Regions from separate parts of the Homo sapiens genome. Here region 1 is linked to region 2. A link is a contact called in ENCODE Hi-C or POLR2A ChIA-PET data. All regions are on one chromosome and are shown on one strand. The core of a region is the stretch at or near the end of the contact, and the rest is flanking DNA. Distances in the headings are between cores, read along the strand shown. Region 1 holds the start of LAMB3 (laminin subunit beta 3). Region 2 overlaps C1orf116 (chromosome 1 open reading frame 116).

Region 1 (4,208 bases), core at 1-2,500, 2.6 Mb after region 2:
ATGTGACTCACAGGGTGCCCTGGGAAAATCCCATCCCTTCCCAGACTCCAGCTTCCTCCTCTAAAATGGATGGGAAGGAGTGTGGACCCTGCCCTACCCCACACAGCCGTAAGGACAACGTGGGGAGCAGGAAAAGGCTGGACCCTTTGCAGGAGAAAAGCTGTAGAAAGGGCCAAGACCTAGTTCCAGCCCCAAGAGAGAGGGCTGGCTTTTCTCAGGGCCTAGACCAGCAGCCTCAACCCAGCCCCGCCCAAAGTGAATGAGTCAGAGTGGCTGACGGCCTGGAGGCAAACCTTCTCCTGTCACGGGCATGGCCTCCAATACCATTCAGGGCCACTTTGAGTTTGAGGCTCTGTGCCCACAATTCTGGGATGCAACAGGGAGAGATGTATGGCTGTCTTTAACAAGTGAGTGAGGGTTTCTTCTGAAAGGGAAGCAACCCAAAATGTCTTCAATGATGGGCTGGGGCTCGACAAGAGGGGTGGGGCTGGGAGGCCACAAAGCAGGGATTCTGAAGGAGGCTGGGGAAGGATGCTCGAAAGCCACCGTGGGGTCCCAGAGGCAGGCCTGCCTTGTGGAAACATGCCCCACCCTTGCTCATGCAGTGACCCTTCTGCCTTGAATTGGATGTTCACTCTGTTCCAATGACAGCCACAAACTCTTTTGGCTGGGGTGGAGGGCTGGGGGCTTGGCAAGGCAGGGGCGGGGGGGGAAATTGAGGACATTTCTGGCATCTTTAAATTATAGATCCTAATGCTTCAAAATCATTCCTTCCAATCCCTCTCCTAAAAGAGTCATGGGCCCAGGGAGGGAACATGTGGCCTGGGGTCCCACAGCTAACGATGGCCTAAGAGAGACCCATCTTCTGACTTTCATCCAGTGCTTTCTCAGCTTTCCCACCCCTGACTGAAAATCCCCCTGCAAGTAGGCATTCTGAGCCAGGCCAGCCCACCCTTCTCACTTCTCTTTTGTGCTCAACCCCGGATCTGAACCTGCTTTCTTCTAAGCCACTGAGGTGCTTATCAAATGTGAAAAAGAAATCAAAACTGTAGCAGACATTTTAACCTAGCTCACCTGAGTGAGCTCCCAGGAAGAGGAATAAATCAGGCCCTGAAACCAGGCCCCAGGCATCCAGAGATACAGTCCTCCTCCCGCATCCGGCCCGCACCAGGCAGGTAAAGACAGGTAACATACCTTGCTGTGTGTTCTGCCGTTCTTTCTCCAGATCGCCTGAAAGCTCCTCTTGAATGTGGGGGTCTCCCCTCCCGGCTCCAGGTTTTTAAACAACAGCCTCACCTCTGGAGACTCCCTGGCTGGGTGTAGCCCCACCGCAGGGCGGGTCTCAGGAATCTGGCAGCCGTCACACCCATCTGTCGTCACTGCACCCCCACCTCCCAGGACGGGACTGGGCAAGTGGGTTGGTCGGTCCGTCCCAGAGTTCTTGTAGTGAGCTCCACAATGCCCACCTGCCTGTGGGGGCTGCAAGGGGCCCCTCAAACAGAAAGCACAAGGCACATGTAAGTGATCATCAGAGACCAGAATTCACAGGGTGGGGAAGGGCCCTTGCATTTGTGCCAGGCAATGAACTCAGCATTTTCCCAAAGCCAGCAGGGGTCAGCTTCTTCTTGTGACCTGGACCACCCCAGACAGAAGATCAGGCAGAGAACACAAAGATTAGGGCTTATATAGAGAGTTAAAGCTCCAGACATATCACCGGGCTGGAAGGTGAGAAGACTCAAACATCCAGGACCCTGGAAAGCACCATTCCCCTCCCCAGTGAAAAAAAAAATGAAAAATCCCAGCTTCTTGGGGCATTTGGAGGATCCTTAAAAGGCAAGGTTCATCAGGAAGGATTCAAAGCTCAACTCATCCAAGGAAAGCTTAAGAGAAATGAGCAGAGTAACTAAATGGCTCGCCTCCAGCTCCCTCCACAGGGTTGGCAGGGAGCCCTGGGACAGGTAGCTGCCTGTGAGTCACTCCTCCCACCTGTGGGGAGGGTTAGTCTCCTAGCCCCTCCCTCCCTAGGCAGGAATGCCCGCCTGGAGGGCCAGAAAACAGACCTGACCACAAGTGGTGGAAGGAAAGGCTGAAGCATAGCTTGACTGACAAAGTCAAAACAGACTTTCCCTGGCCTCCTGCCAGGCCTGAGAACACAGCTTCTTTTGTGGGCTCCTTGCTCAGGGATCCTGGGCTTCCAGCCACTGTAAATGGAAGTGGCAGGTCCAAATTGAGAGGCTGGTCTCACAGGACACTCTTTCCCCCAGGTTAGGGTCAGAGAGCTTTTAGGGAAACCTGGAGGGTCAGCCAGTCCATATCTTGGCCCTGGAGAGCCTGCACTGGCACCGTTTTGGAATGCTAGGACCTCAAAGCTACTATTTAAAGGAGCTTCTTAACTACGATTCCACTTTGTTAGTGTCTCCTAAACAGAAAGTTCTCCACCATTGGAGGGTTATGTCCAAGAAATTGGCTTGAAGACCCTTAAGGGGGAAATGTAGAATTTTGTGGATTAAATTGGGCATTTCTAACCCTCAGATTCGAATTAAGCATAAGTTCAGGTAGGCAGAAGAAATAGTGTAATTAGCAAGTGGGCAGTGAGTTGTTGATGTAAGTTGATGCATAATTGATAGTCCAATAAATGTTAGAGTCTTGCCCCCTGTAAGCATTCCAGTGAAATCTAGCTCAACTCAGCAAGTAAGGTCAGTAGAAGCAGTGTCCCTTCAACACAGAGAGACCTCCCTCAAGTCCCCCACCGAGAAAGGTCAGCTCTGACTCTGACACACCTGTGTTTTCAGTTCTCCCACCTGGTGGTCTCTTTCTCTCCACTTCCCCAACTCCCTGAACTCAGAGCGCTCATGAAACTTTCGCCCTCTGCCCATCACCAGAGGATGTGACAAAGAACTCATTAATAATTAACTCAGCAGAAGAGAGCAGGTGTTGCAATCCCAGATCCTCAGAGGAGAAAAGGCAGGGCAGGTGTGCGGTGGGCCTCACCATGAGTAGCTGGGGCCCCTTAAATCCTCCTCCTCCTCCCTTTATCTGAGGCCATGAGCCCAGGTAAATACACATTCGGTGTCTCAGACTTCACAGGCTTGGGCAGGTCCTGGAGTGGTTTGGCTTCGCAGGAGGGACATGCCAATTGCTGTGCTTGGCTCTCCCCTACACTCCCGGCAAAGTCCAGGAAGCTGTTTATGCAGACCCCCAAGAGCAGCCCAGCCAGCCTCACTCCTGAGGGACACTGATCATTTCCAAGTGGGGATCCAGTCCCCCAAGAACTCCAGGGCTCCAGGCACAAGCTCTGGAGCTTCAGAACCCAATTTGTTCAGTCAAGTAGCCTAAAATAGAGCCTGAGGCCAGATCAGGGTCCAGCTAAGATTAAAGGGGTGTGGTACTGTGGCTGGAGCCCCTCAGCCTCCCCTGTGTGCACACCTTTCCTCTCTCCCTGCGCCCATCCTCCTACAACAGAGCACTTATCTGCCCTAGAGCCTTGACTTATTAGAATGTGTGCTCAGGAAAGTGGCTAGTGAAGTCATCCCAGACTTCAGTATCTTTCAAACCTCATCACTCCATCAGCAAATTCGGTCAGCTCTGCCTTCCAATAATAATCAGAATCTACTTCTTCCCTCCTGGCCTGAGCCTCTTTTCCTGGGACGTCTGCAACAGCCTCCTCACTGATATACAGTCAAGTCCCAACACAGCAGGTTATGCACCCCGAGCTCAGAATCTTCACATGCCCCTATCCCACTCAGGGCCAAGGCCAGAGCTTTTTCAGAGTCTAGGGGACCCTACACCACCTTCCTCCCATTACTCTTCACCTCTACTACAATGGCCTCTATCCCTGTCTTAGCTCAGGCTTAGGGCTTTGGCTCCAGCTGCTTCTGCTGCCTGGAACGGTCTTGCCCCTGGATATCTACAAAGCTAACTCTCTGACCTCTTTCAAAGTCTTTGTTCAGATCCTAACTTCTCAATGAGGCCTATCCTAAACACACTATTAAAATTACAGCCAACTTCCCTGCCCCATCCCTGTCCCCCATCCTAACACTCCTAACCCCACCTACCCTATATTTTGGTGAGTTATTTATTTACTTATTTGGTAGGGGGGCATCATGTACCAGCTTCTAACCAACTATATAATTTATCTGCTTATGTTTATTTTCTGTCTCTTCCCAACTAGAATGTAATATCCAAGAAGGCAGAGATTTCTATCTTAT
Region 2 (4,349 bases), core at 130-2,629:
GGTCTAACTACTTGTTAATAAATATTTGCTAAATGAAACAACACAAAACTGCAGCCCCAATACCAGCGGGACTGTCCTCAGGAGTAAAAGGTTTCTCACACCCTGGGACATGTGGCCCCACAGTCATGGCCACACTTGTGTGTTGTTTTGTTCCCCTTCTGCTGAGCCTGAATACCACTGGCTTTCCACGCTCTCTAACGAGGGCCTTGAGGTACTTCCCACTGCAGCTGGGGAGCCCTTCCTTCTCCTTATCTCTCCTACCCTTGTCCTCTGTGTCACCCAGATTAGCTCTCTAGACTGACTCAGTCTCTCCAGAGCCAACCACCCAGCCCTCCCTGACTCCCTCCCCCGCCTCTGCGGTCATATCTCTTTAGAATTTTTCCACAGGAGAATGGGAGCTGGTCAAACCCCTTTCCCTTCTAGAGCTCTGATACTTCATAGACAGACATAGGAAGCTGGCTTGCCAGGGGTCCCTCCTTCCCTCCAGGGACAAGGCTCTGTTCTAGCCAGGAGAGTGGTGAGGAGTGTGGCTACACCTTCTTCTGCCTGTGACCCTTGGGGTAGAGGGCAGGCGAGGTAGAAAGTGGCCGGAGGGGACATATTGATTTTCTGGGTTTTGCTGGGGTTCCACCCCAGAGGGTCTGCCTTACCCCGGGGAGTGGGTTGGGTTATGGGCAGTGCTCGGAAACCTCTGGGAGTTGTGGCTGGCTCAGACTCGTCAGTGGACAGTCCGCTGTCAGCCTCCGTGTCCAGTGAGCCAATGGTCTCCTCCAGGAAGAGCAGACACTCCTTCTCTTCAGTGGACAGGAAGTCGTAGCTGCTATCACTCTGTTGGGTTTGGGGTTGGGGGCGGGGGCGGGGAGGCGGGGGGGAGGGCGAGAAGAAGAACAGGAGAGGGAGAGAGAGCTGTGAGAAAGCGCTCCCTCCGCAGAAACTGGCGGGGCCTGAGAACCACCCTGCAGAGAGGAAGGAATGCTGAAGAGCTGGAAACCTTTCCCTCCTGCTACTCTGCAAAGCTGCTGGAGTTGCCTCCTGAAACTGTAGGCACCAGGGAGGGCAGAGTCTGTCAGGAGGCTGGCCCACTAGCGCCCAGCTCTGGAGCTGGGCAGGCACATGGCAGGGGCCTTTCTTTTGCTCAGTCCTGGCTTGAATGCTTAGGGGCACAGATTAGAAGCAGTCCCAAGTTTCAATGTTTGACAGCCTTTGTCAAACATCTCACTTTGAGCACCTCTGATTTAGCTCCAAATAAGAAGTGCAACATAACAATTTGACCTGAAACTTCAGTGGTATTGCTTTTAACTTTTAAAAGTACTTCTGCATACTTGATCTGGTATGTCAAGGGCAGTATGAGGAAAAGCAGGAAATGAAGCCAGCTATGAGCTGCCAGGCCAGTAGGAACTGTGGCATGACTGGCCACAGATAAATGTACTAAATGATTTGTACTTGACTTTGAAATGCATTCCATACGGGAATTTTTCCCCTTGTACATTTACTTTCTTGATGACATTTGGCTCTGGCTAATGTTCAAGTAAGTGTGCATTTCTAAAGCAAATATTAACTTAAAGGGGGAGGTTGGTGGAGAAACTGGATGGTATGGGAGGAGGGAAAAGCAGCTTAGTATTAAATATTAAGTAGATCTTAAAGTAGATCATATTCATTATGAGAGAGTACATAGAGGTTTTTGGAAGAAAATAATAATGGTCATCTCAGACAGTTACTGTCTATGTTGTATGGGGCTAGAAGTTTGCTGGAATAGTTGCTCTTCCACAGAGGAGGTTGAAGGGAAAACAAAAGGGCAAATTGGAATATAAGAAATTTGGGCCAAGTCTCTTCTTGGCATCTCCAGCCCTTTTCCTAATATTTGGGACACTTCAGAGTTGTATATTCTTCAGGCCCACTCAGATGGCCAGGAAAGATTTTGAGACAGCTCTAAAAATATCCTGGAGGGAGGGGAGAGGGTTGCAGAATAACCCTTCCATTTGCCTCTGGAACTTCCTTTCGCATGTGGGCCTACATGTTAAAGCAAGCCCCAAATATAGCCCCTGGAAGCTCTGAAGCTGACGCCAAGAGTTTCTTGAAGAAAAATATCTTTATTGTCCTCTTCCTCCTAAAATAGCCTTGCCAAGGATAAGCTGACTCTGAGTTTCTCCTTCATGAATGATTCACTTTGAAAACCTTTAATCCCTGTCACATTCTGTGTCCAATGCTATGTGACTATTCACGTTGGCCTCAGCCTAAAAGACATAGAAAGACGTCTCCACAGCCCCATTATCTAGGGTCAAAATGAAATTTGTATGATTGTCTGCACTTTGGATTTGTGCATGTGTGTTTCTTTCTCTACTCTATTTTTACATATCAAAATCCACTGGTTGTCTTAAACATCTTGACATTCAGTAGACACCCTTAAATTTTCAAATACCTCTATAGGATACAATGCAAAAAAGCATAAATTCTCTATGATTCTTATGTATGTGACAAGCATGAACAACAAATGTTTGCGTCTGGATGCAGCACAGATTTACTCTTTCACACCAGCCTCACAACAACTGAGATTTAAATTCATGCCCAGAAAAATTACAGTTTATTAAATGCCACTCACAAGTAGCTAAACACAGTGACTTTGGAAGATTCTCAGTCTCTGCTCCTAGAAAGGCTGATTCTTTTCTATATAGAGGCATATGCTAGGTGCTTTACCTGTATCACATTTACTCCCCACAAATTGAATTGGGTATGAACACTAAGTATCCCATTTGAAAACTGAGGAGGCTAAAGCTTAGAGAAATTAAGTAATTTGCCCAAGGTCATACAGCTTATAAGTAGAGAACTTAAATCTGTTTGGTTCCAGAACCTAGGCTCCTAATTACCTATTTTCTTTGATCTTTGTAAGAGACTAAAGTAATGCTGCTCATTGCAGAGAACTTCAATAATCCATGTGCTACAAGAATCTATGTTCTGGTTTCCACCATGACCTCAGATTACAGGCCTACTCTCTCTGCTCAACCCAACCCCCAACCTAATGAAAATCGGCGGAAAAAGTCTCATTTGCCCAGTTGCTCTCTAAGGTCGTCCCATCCTATTCTCTATAGAGCCAGGGCTGACTCAGGCAGAAAGCACCCACTGGTGTTGTGAATCACTCCCCAACAATGAAAGAGAAGGTGCAGTGAGCCAGGATGGGTGGCAGGAAAGGATAGGGCAGGGCAGGGCAGGGCAGGTGTGCAGAGAGCAGACCAGGTTGCGGGAGGGAGAGTATTACGTACAGATCCAGAGCGGGTGGAGGTGCTGCTCATCATGCTGTCACAGCTGCCGACACGGGTCACGGGTTCTGAGCCAGTCCCCGCTGGCCACAGCTCCCTCTCGGGCATCACCCGAAACAAGGTGCAGGGATGGCAAAGGGGGCTTCTAGAGGGGAAGCGAGGGGAAGTGAACAATGTCCCAAGCCGGGCCTGAAAAGAGAAGAATCAAAGCCACACATGAGCCGAGGCTTCGGCAAGGCTCTGCCCAGGCCCTGGGCGGCATGGCGGGAAGGACACCAAGCAAGCAGAGAGCTGGAAGGGGGGCATGAACAGCCACTGCCCGACACCCCCGGCCTGCATGGAAGGACCCTGAAGCTGGCTTAAATACATGCAGAAGGACAGACTTAGTTGGTGGAGAGGCAGTCTAGTCAGAAAGAAGCTTCTACTACTTCTCTTACATTTTTCTCTGAACCAAGGAGCTTAATCTACATTTTCATTACTATAAGCAATAAATATTACAGGCGTCAATACCTTGGGTTCTGGAGTTAGTTGGGTCTGGGCTCAAATCCCAGTTTAGCCATTTACAGTTATGTGACTTGGGGCAAATTACTCTGAGTCTGTTTTTCCTCATTAAATAATGTTAGTATAAGGATTAAATGAGAGAACAGTTAGCACAGTTTAGTTGGTAGTAAATACCCTAAGACCTCATGAGTCAATAATTAACTATTATTGTTCTTGTAACAAGAAAAAGACAAGATCTATCTAGGATCAAACTAAATTGAAACAAGAGAAACAGGATCTCAGAAAAGAAGGGTTCTGGTTTGATGGGAGACTGTAGACTTGAGAGAAGAAACAGGTCCCTTAATAATACCTACCTCATGGGGTTATTGTGAGAACGTTTAAAACACTTTGCACAGAGCAAATTGTCACCTGCTATCACAGTCAATATCATCAACATCATCACAACCACCGCTACGATACCCATCTTTAACTCCCTAGCCTGGAGGCATGAACAGGGCACCTGCAGTGGTTGACACAAACCTATTTTCTTTCTAGTGAATCTCTTTCTTTCTAGTGCCTCTGTTGTTGCACACATTCCCAATGAGATTCCCTAGC

What was found. A loop is a pair of places that touch in the nucleus more often than their neighbours do. ChIA-PET counts read pairs that join two places held with the same protein, here RNA polymerase II (POLR2A). Pooled maps may share reads with other maps.
Region 1: a loop to region 2 is called in a map of PC-9, with 29 times the contacts of the local background. The contact joins the promoter of LAMB3 here to the enhancer-like site in region 2. A Hi-C loop is called at or near these places in 2 of 168 maps with a recorded cell type or tissue (PC-9 and mammary epithelial cell) and 1 of 50 pooled maps. POLR2A ChIA-PET finds 5 or more read pairs at or near these places in 1 of 52 experiments (PC-3).

The regions. Positions count from the first base shown.
Region 1 is chr1:209,651,175-209,655,382 of GRCh38, forward strand. LAMB3 (laminin subunit beta 3) reads right to left here and starts at 1,251. Exons shown (of 23, transcript NM_000228.3): 1 at 1,195-1,251. RefSeq lists an enhancer at 753-1,952.
Region 2 is chr1:207,024,237-207,028,585 of GRCh38, forward strand. It overlaps C1orf116 (chromosome 1 open reading frame 116), which reads right to left. Exons shown (of 4, transcript NM_023938.6): 2 at 3,258-3,443; 3 at 651-828. The coding sequence starts at 3,362. Among named protein-coding and RNA genes, the nearest start is that of C1orf116, 6.3 kb to the right of the region's middle. Within about 2 kb of position 1,380, at least 13 of the 41 ENCODE cell types and tissues checked have a DNase peak (open chromatin) inside an H3K27ac peak, as active enhancers do; they include PC-3, PC-9 and mammary epithelial cell, where a contact is called at or near this core.